Linked DNA regions of Homo sapiens: region 2 is linked to region 1. The links are chromatin contacts, found by Hi-C in ENCODE. All regions are on one chromosome and are shown on one strand. Each heading gives the region's core, a stretch centred on a gene start or an enhancer-like site at or near the end of the contact. The rest is flanking DNA. Distances are from core to core; before and after follow the strand shown. Region 1 overlaps NPAS2 (neuronal PAS domain protein 2). Region 2 overlaps NPAS2 (neuronal PAS domain protein 2).

Region 1 (4,417 bases), core at 1,213-3,712:
ATAAGTTTGGTGTATTTGATTTAAAACAGTTGTTTACGCTGGGCGCTGTGTCTAACGCCTGTATTACAGCACTTTGGGAGGCCAAGGCGGGCAGATCGCTTGAGGCCAGGAGCTTGAGACCAGCCTAACCAATATGGTGAAACCCTGTCTCTACTAAAAATATAAAAATTAGCTGGGCATGGTGGCGCACGCCTGTAATCCCAGTTATTTGGGAGGCTGAGGCAGGGGAATTGCTTGAACCTGGGAGGCGGAGGTTGCAGTGAGCCAAGATCGTGCCACTGCGCTCCAGCCTGGGCAACAGGGTGAGACTCTGTCTTAAAAATGAATAAATAAATAAAACAGTTGTTTAGGTGCTTAGAAAGATTTTACTTCTTAGCTTTATAAGTCTGCCTTGTTAGGTACATAAAATGCTTGAAAGATTCAGATAAATTAAATGTGTAAATGAATAGTTTTGGTAGATAATGTTGATTATTCACAATCAACCTATCAACTAATTGAACATAAATAAAAATCTAGTTAGAGCATTGCTCTTTTTAGACCAAATTAGTAGATTCATAAATAAAACGGAATCTGTCAGTTGACTCTAAAGTTTTAAGAAAGACAACTTTTGTAATTTTAATAATAATTTAATGACAGACCTGAAACTGGCTTTTTAAACAAAAGTACCTCTTGGGTATTAAAAACATCAGATGGCACTGTGTCTATCATGATTCTCAACATACACTGTTCCAGTCCATCAGGCCCTTAGCCTGGAGTTCTTTAGGGGGAAGGCTCTCTGGCTCCCAGCATCTGACGTTTTTCACCCCATTCCTGTACTCAGTGCAGTCCCACCTCATATGCAGTACAGGACCGACAGGCTGACATCTGCTGAGTGTCAGCGCAGGTTTGGAGAGGCAGGCGAGGATCCCACCATGCAGGCGCGCTGGGGAGACTTACGGATCAGTTCGCTCAAGCATCTGTTTCATGGGTGGGGTCGAGCCACTTACCAGAGGCCCGAGATGGGCAGGTGGCTGAGCTGGGGCTGGGTTCTGATCTTTCTACCATCCCACGGGACCTCCCCAAACTCCTCTCATGCCCCACCCACCACAGAGAAGCCTGCAGTTTTGAAATGAGGACTCCTTGTCACTTTAGAAATTAAGAAGAATTTTCTGGGTATCCATCATTTTACACATTTTGAGGATTCATGTTTCATGCAATCCCAGCTCCCTATTAAAATAAGACTCATTTATAGCACATAGGGCAACCTATACTTCATCACTTCAGCAAAAACCTAGTAGTCAAACCCAATTACCATGCGTTTTTCTGGTAGGACACAATTTACCTTTTGATTAGAGTTTGAATAAATCCAACCTTTATTGATGAGAGGCAGTATAATTTACCTTAAAGCAGACCTATCTTAGCTCAAATTCCCACCCTACCATTTACTAGCAGTATGGCCTTCGGCAATTTTAATAACTTTTCAAAGCCTTAGTTTCCTCATTAGTAAAAAATAGTGACATTAAAAAAAAATAGTGACATTAAGAGCATATATCTTATTAAGGACTAAATGAAGTTAATGCATATAAATGACCTGAGACATAGTAAGTACTGAATGAATGTCAGATAATAACATTCAAAATGAAAAAAGGAGCTTTTTCCTCCTTCGCCTCTTTGGGCATATAAAAACTGTTTGATAAATGAATGAATGGAATAAATGCATGTATGAATGAATAAACATATGAATGGTGCTTTCACTCAGAGAAGGGCAAACTATGTCTGCTGGTGTTATTTATGTAACAGACTGTAACAGCAAGGTGTGCTACTCTGTCCCATCGATGTATATCCTCTGACAGTAGAAACCCTGCCCTGTTTATCTTTCTGTATCCTCACAGTGCTTAACCACGTGCCTGGTAAATAAAGGGTGTCTGTCAGATGGATGGATGGACTAAAGGATGGATGGAAGGAAGAAAGGACGGGCAGAAGGATGTATAGAAGGGAGGGTGGCCAGAAGAAAGGATGGACAGATGGCGGCTGGATGGAAGGACGGATGGAAGGATGGACAGATGATGGCTGGATGGAAGGATGGATAGATGATGGCTGGATGGAAGGAAGGAAGGACGGATGGAAGGATGGATAGATGATGGCTGGATGGAAGGAAGGATGGATAGATGGATGGATGAACCAGTTGAGGAACACGTCATTTGCCATTGCTACAGGTGTCCTTCTAGGCATTCCTTTGAGCAGCCAGCAGAGGGCGCGCATGCTCTCAAAAAGAGCAAGAGGCAGCCTTGGAGGGGGCGATGGGCCTTTCAGCACAACAGCTCTTGTCCAGGTAGCCCCATTTTCATGACCCCATCCAGGTGCAAACACCAACAGCCCTTCAGGACTTCTTCCTCATAACCCAAGGTTTTTTTGAAAAAAAAAAATAGTAAGCATCACAGGCACATATAGCCTCGACGAAAGTTTTGAAGCAATGAAGTAAAGCATCACAAGTCCACTGAGGTTGGGATAAAGGCCACTGGGTGGGGGACTGGTTCCTGGTTTGCTGCTGGGCACAGCCGTACTTCTGTTTATCAACAATAAAGTAGAATTTTGTGGCTTAAGGAGATGGTGACTTAAAAGGGCTCTGAGGTCAACTTTATAGAAAACATAAAAAAAAAAAAAAGTTCTCCAAGTGGGAAAAGTTATCAGAGAAAACAAACCAACAACTTCTAATTTTCAAGAACAAACCAATCCTACACTCACAGATGATTTTTCATTAGTGTTATCTGCTTATTTCTACAAATACTTGTCATTACAGGACATTTTAGAAGTATACAAAATAGACAAGTAATATAATGAAACCTTGGCATCACCATTAGGCTTCAACAATCATCAGTGTTTTGTCATTCTTATTTTATCTATCCCTCTACTTTTGGGGGTGGGCTGGAGTCATTTCTACTTGCTTATTCTTCACACTTGAATCACACAGTTTAGTTTAAAAAAAACAAATATCACATTTTGGAACATATTTCTTTAAGTCTTACAAAAAAACAAGGCAGGCTCCTTGAGGAAATATCCTCTGTCTCGACTATCTGTGGATTTCCATGATCTCTGGAAAATTCCACTGCAAAGATAAGGCCTCAGGAATGAACACAGGGCAGGAAGGCACCGGAGGGTGCAATTCCCATGCCGGCCGGCTCAGAACATCCCTCAGTGCACTGTGGCATAGGTACTTTGGGGTTAACCAAAGGCATAGGTCACAAGGAGGAAAAATACTTTGTTATAACAGGAGTGAAAGCGATAACCTTGCTGCCTGTTATTTTAAAATTCAGAAAAGGCAGGAAGTAGAAAAACTCCAGGCACTGAGGGGGATGTTCATACGCCTACCTCAATTTTAGCAGTTTCTGGCTCGATTTCCCCCTTCCTGTTAGTGTAAAAATTCCATTAAAGTAATTGGAGTCAGGCAAGCATTGGGCTCCCAGTCAGGCCCTGGATCAGTGAGAAAAATATTCCAGCTGGGAAGGCGTAAGTCAAAAGCCACTTTTTACCTATTCTGGTAAAAGGTGGAATGGCAGCTCGGTGACTCCATTTCTTTTCACGAGAAGGCCGAGCCTTTTTCTGGTCAATTTAAGGGTGCACTGAGGAGGTGGGGAGAGCAGCAGGGCTCTGGCATGGCCCAGGCTGTCTGAGTGAAGCCTGCTCAAGGCGCACACGCCGTGTCTTGAGGGGAGCAGGTGGGGAGGTGGCCTGTCCAGGGCGGGGCTCTTCTCTTTAAGGTGAGCAGCCACCTCTGAGAGGCCTGTGCAGGGGCAGGAAGGGGAGGGACAGTGAGCATCTAGAAAGCCACCAGGAGTGCCCCTGAGGGCCAGGCGGAGCTGCTGGGACCTCAGCGAGGCAGGATGGCCAAATGAGCATCTCCCTAAGCCCCCAGACACCTGCACCACTGTGTATTAATCTCAGCGTGCACCGGCTCACGGCGCTGTGCCCCGACAGAACCCGCCTGTCACCTATGGTAGGTGTGGCTGCACTTCAGAAGCTGTGTGGCCAGGGGAGGGTCTGCGTAGATGGTGATGGGGGAAGCAACAGGGACAGTGCTCCAGCAGAGATGTTATTTCTGCTTCTTTCTGTCCCTTCTAAGGGTCTCCAAATGCTTAGTGCTCCCAGGGCAGACGCCAAGGTTAGCTAGAGTTACATTTACAATCAAAGGCTGGGTCAGAATCAGGCACTTCTGAAGATACACAGTCCTGGACTAATGTAAGTAAAACATTATATATTATTAAAAGAGATCCAATATGTAAAGGTTTTCCTCCAAAACAAAACAAAAAACAAAACAAAACAACACCTCTCCAAACAATTCTAATATCTGGGGGTCACAGTGAGAGCTGCTGCTGCTAGGCTTTGCAGAGCTTCCCTGCTGGCACACCACAAATGGGGAGCCACCCAGCTCCCTCTGCAG
Region 2 (4,417 bases), core at 1,058-3,557, 130 kb after region 1:
TCGGAGTGTGCCGCATGGCTTGAATTCTGTGAGCATTATTTCCACTTCTTTTCTTTATAAACATCAAATTTTGAAAAATCAATTTCAAAGTCTGAATGAAAAATATTTTCTTTTCTTTACCCTGAGTCTTTACTAATTTACTTCCAATTAGATCTAAATGAACATTTAAATGCTTATCAAAGAATACTTTTTCCACACCCAACCAGCAGGTAACACAGGTCCCCTCTAACTGGATCTGCACCAAGGACCGGGGGCTTGTGAGAAAGCAGACAGCATTGGGAGCCTGTGCTCGGGAATGTGGATAGTCATGTAACGAAACAGTTCTCAACCAGAATTAACCACACGTTTAATTCAGGAAAAGAAAGGCTACTAATTAGCAAGCAGAATTAAACACGTGACACTTAAATCCTAATGGATGGTCTTGTCTGACTTTTACTGGGCAGTTACATGCCACAGGGAGAGTTACCTGTAATTGCCAGAGAGAGCTGGATCCATTTTTCTGTTCTGGTTTTGGATGGGTTTCTCTCAATATGTCAATTTTAGACAAAGCTCCTTAATTTTGCTTAAGTAGGGCTCTTAGCTCCAATCCCTCTAATCAAAATGTATTACTGGAAGATGTGATAAGTAGAATGTGTTTGGAGGGAGGGGGGTTATTTCGAGGGGTTATTTCTCAGAGGAGTCCTTGGGAGAAGGCAGTACGGACTCCAACCCTTACCTTAACCTTCCCCATTCAAGCTGAGTGGGCTGAGACCCTCTGTACTAGGCATTGTGCACTTTTCCTCCAAGAGTTTTGGGGAAAGTTGGTCAAGAGCCAGTGATTCATCAGACATGCAGCAAAGCTGAAGCTGGTGCTACCATCTGCTAGCCCTGTGAGTTTGGGGAATGGGCCTGGTTGCCTCACTGCTGAATTCGGCCCTATGCCTGGCTCATACTAGGGGCTGTCACAACTTGATAAAAGAATGGATGGAAGGACAGACAGAAGGCTGAATGGAGGGAGATAAACATGAGAGCAACAAGAGGGCAAAGAGCTGCCATTTTGATTAGGCTCTGAAGTGCTTTCTCACATCTGGATTGTGGAATAAATGCATGATGGGTCAACAATGAGGTAAAAACAAAATGTGTAAGAACACAGACAAGCAACTCGGAATGCTAGTGCTTTTCATGGAGACATGCAAACCTTCACAAATAGGATCCAAGAATGAGATTCCAAAAGTTGTGACACCTATCACTCACTCTTTTCCCCTCGAATCTCAGGTGGTTCCAGCTCTACCCGCGGTCGAGGCCTTCGTGAGACAGGCTAAGCAAGTTAGGAGAATTGTCTAGGAATCACGAAGGGCAAACAATGACTCACTGAAACCCCCAACACTCAAACAGGGGTGCACATTGAAGTCTGAGGAAATAATGTCAAGGAAAACAAAATTAATGACCCAGTGGATAGTGACTTAAGGATTAATACCCCCAAGGTAGAAATATGAACACAGTCTAGAACAGCGGTGTGAAGAGAAATATAATATGAGTCACATATGTAATTTCAAATGCCTACAAGCCACATTTTTACAAGTAAAGCTATATGGGTGAGTATAATTTTGAAAATACACTTTATTTCACCTAACATACACAAAATGTTATTTCAACATATAATCAATATTAAAAAATAATAGCAGAGCTTGCATTCGTTTTTCCTACTAAATCTTTTAAATCCAGTATGCACTTTACACTGACAGCACATCTCACACAGCGTTTCAGGGTCCAGCACTCAACATTTCAGCGTCTCAATAGCCACACTGTGCACAGCTGTAGAGACAGGTGAATGCACGTACCAACAATGGGTATCACCAAACGAAGCAGCAGGTTTGGAGTGTACTCCCTTTGTGGGGCTTCAGTTATTTTGGCCTGCATTTATTTCCTGTGGATTCCTGCCATACAGTTTTAACAAGGTTGTCACTCACAGTACTTGTCACCTCACTCGCAGGGTGAGCACCTGACCCTGGCCTCCTAATCATAATTCAGGCTAATGCTGGAGTCCAAGAGAAGGGCCTTGTGACCAGGCAAGGCCAATTAGAATCTTTCCCTAGGACTGATGTATAAAAGCTGGGGGGAAAATGCTTTCTCTTTCCCCTGGGGTTGCTGGGGTAGAGTCTAGGTCTCTCCCTATCATAGAGATCTAGAGTCATAGTCTGTCTCAGGATGGGGTCATGAAAAGGCAAAGAAACACCCTAGTTCCATGCCCTGAGGCCCTGGTTGAGGTCTCTCTCTCTTGCTTGGATTCAGCCACCTACTCCACTTCCTTCCCAGTAGTTGCTCTCACTTCCTTAAGCCACTTAGGCTTGGGTTTCAGCCACTCCCACAACTCCGGCCCATGGCCATGTCCTCCCACTCCATGCCTAGGAGCCCGTCTCTAAGGCTACATGCCACGCCACAGAGAGGTCACCAGCCAGACTCAAAGGCAGGACTCCATCTTTTTTTTTTTTTTTTTTTTTTTTTGTTGAGGCAGGCTATGTCCAAAAGCCTGTTGTCGAGGCTGGAGTGCAGTGGTGCAATCTCTGCTCACTGCAGCCTTGACCTCCCAGGCTCAACTGATCTCCCAACCTCAGCCTCCCGAGTAACTGAGACTAGAGGCACATGTCACCACGCCCTGCTAATTTTTTGTGTTTTTTTTTTTTTTTTTGTCGTGGGCTGAAGCCATCTTCCTGCCTCGGCCTCCCAAAGTGTTGGAATTACAGAAGTGAGCCACCGTGCCCGGACCAGGACTTCATCTTTTAAGTTTCATCAATGCTGCACAGCGCTTGTTCCCTCCCTAGGTCACCACTTGGTTTTCAGATCTGCGCCCTCATACCTCCACCCAGCCAACAGATGTGTGCCAGAAGGCTGAACGGCTCCACCTGGCTGCAGATGCCCCTGGGGCTCCCCTTTGTTCTCCTCCACGTGTCCACCGTCTTACCTCACTGCCCCTGCAGCATCCTGCCTTGAGAAGCAGAAGGGTGCCATGAGTTTGCCCTTTCACTACAGGATCTAACTGGCCTCCTGGTGAACCATGTGAAAAGCCTGTTCTAAAACACTGACCTTTCAGAATCAAGTGAACACAAAAGGAGACTGTTCCAGGCCCGAGGTTACAAACATAAAGATGATCATGTCCTCTGTCCATGCATGAGATTCTCACTGGTATTCCCAGCGTGACAGCAAATATGTACTATGTTCACCCAGGAAACAGCCACTTAGGACACTGGTGAGCTACTCCTTAGGGGGTTGTGGAAATAGAGCCCAATCTGGCCTTGACTCCATCGTAGAGCACAATTTACTGAGCAAATTCTAATAAATGTAAATTGAAATTTACATATGATGCTGTTCTTTTCAGAACCAAGATTCGTTCGCTTACTGCTTATCAACTCTTCCTCCTGTTTAGGTCTAGTTCTCTCCTGTGCAAGATTGCGACAGAAGCTGAGAGGAGCCTTCTGGTGTTTGATCGATACACTCCCTTGACCACAATTTATTCACTGTAGTCACAATGGATAGTCTTATGAAATCTTAAATAGCTGCTTTGAAAGTCCACAGGGGTGTAGACAGGGCTCTTCACTCTACCTCACATGATAGAAGTTTATAAGATAAGTAATTAAAATCCAGAGTTCAAATTATTCTTGCTCCTCTTAGGAAGTTCAGCTTGCTAATTTAATACTTAATGATGTTTTAAGGGCTATGGGAAGATAATGAGTGAAATTCATATCAAGCCATTAGCGGGTTTTTTTGTCTTTTATTTATTTTATTTTATTTTTTTAAAGAAAGCACTGAACGCCCCTGCAGGAACTAGTGCTAACCTACCGAGTCTGGTGCCTGTGCAGGGGGCAGGCAGAAAGGGTCCATACTTGCGATTTTGCTCATTTTTCTCCTGTAGCTCTGAACAGTGCAGGACACCAGGGCAGGGATCAGTGCCTCCCATCTCTCTTGCAATGTAGAGGCGGTGACTCCACTGTGAGTGCATGAATCCCTTCCTGCAGTGCTCCATCACAAGTGGTCTCATTGTCTCCCTTCTTTCCACTCTAGCTAGACAAGGACAGGTTTGTGGGGCCAAATGGGGTATGCTGTGCTAGCCAGGGGTCCCTGCATTGACAGATGCAAACATCTGTAAAACAAGTCCTGTTCTTACGTGGATGGGCAGAGTTCCATGGGGGAAAATTCTTGCCTCAAAATGGCCAGACACCCATTCCTGGAGGCTTTCAAAACTTTTTTTATTTTTATTTTTATTTTTTTTGAGATGGAGTCTCGCTCTGTCACCCAGGCTGGAGCGCAGTGGTGCGATCTCAGCTCACTGCAAGCTCTGCCTCCCGGGTTCACGCCATTCTCCTGCCTCAGCCTCCCGATTAGCTGGGACTACAGGCACCCACCACCACGCCCGGCTAATTTTTTGTATTTTTTAGGAGAG

What was found. A loop is a pair of places that touch in the nucleus more often than their neighbours do. Pooled maps may share reads with other maps.
Region 2: a map of Caco-2 shows a loop between it and region 1 (16-fold over the local background). The contact joins two enhancer-like sites. A Hi-C loop is called at or near these places in 1 of 168 maps with a recorded cell type or tissue (Caco-2), 1 of 37 single-sample maps with no recorded cell type and 8 of 50 pooled maps.

Annotation. Positions count from the first base shown.
Region 1 is chr2:100,982,855-100,987,271 of GRCh38, reverse strand. All of the region lies in intron 16 of NPAS2 (neuronal PAS domain protein 2), which reads right to left. Among named protein-coding and RNA genes, the nearest start is that of NPAS2-AS1, 7.9 kb to the right of the region's middle. RefSeq lists silencers at 2,175-2,314, 2,199-2,394 and enhancers at 3,326-3,825, 3,826-4,327. Within about 2 kb of position 2,462, at least 2 of the 41 ENCODE cell types and tissues checked have a DNase peak (open chromatin) inside an H3K27ac peak, as active enhancers do.
Region 2 is chr2:100,852,226-100,856,642 of GRCh38, reverse strand. All of the region lies in intron 1 of NPAS2 (neuronal PAS domain protein 2), which reads right to left. Among named protein-coding and RNA genes, the nearest start is that of NPAS2, 34 kb to the right of the region's middle. Within about 2 kb of position 2,307, at least 3 of the 41 ENCODE cell types and tissues checked have a DNase peak (open chromatin) inside an H3K27ac peak, as active enhancers do.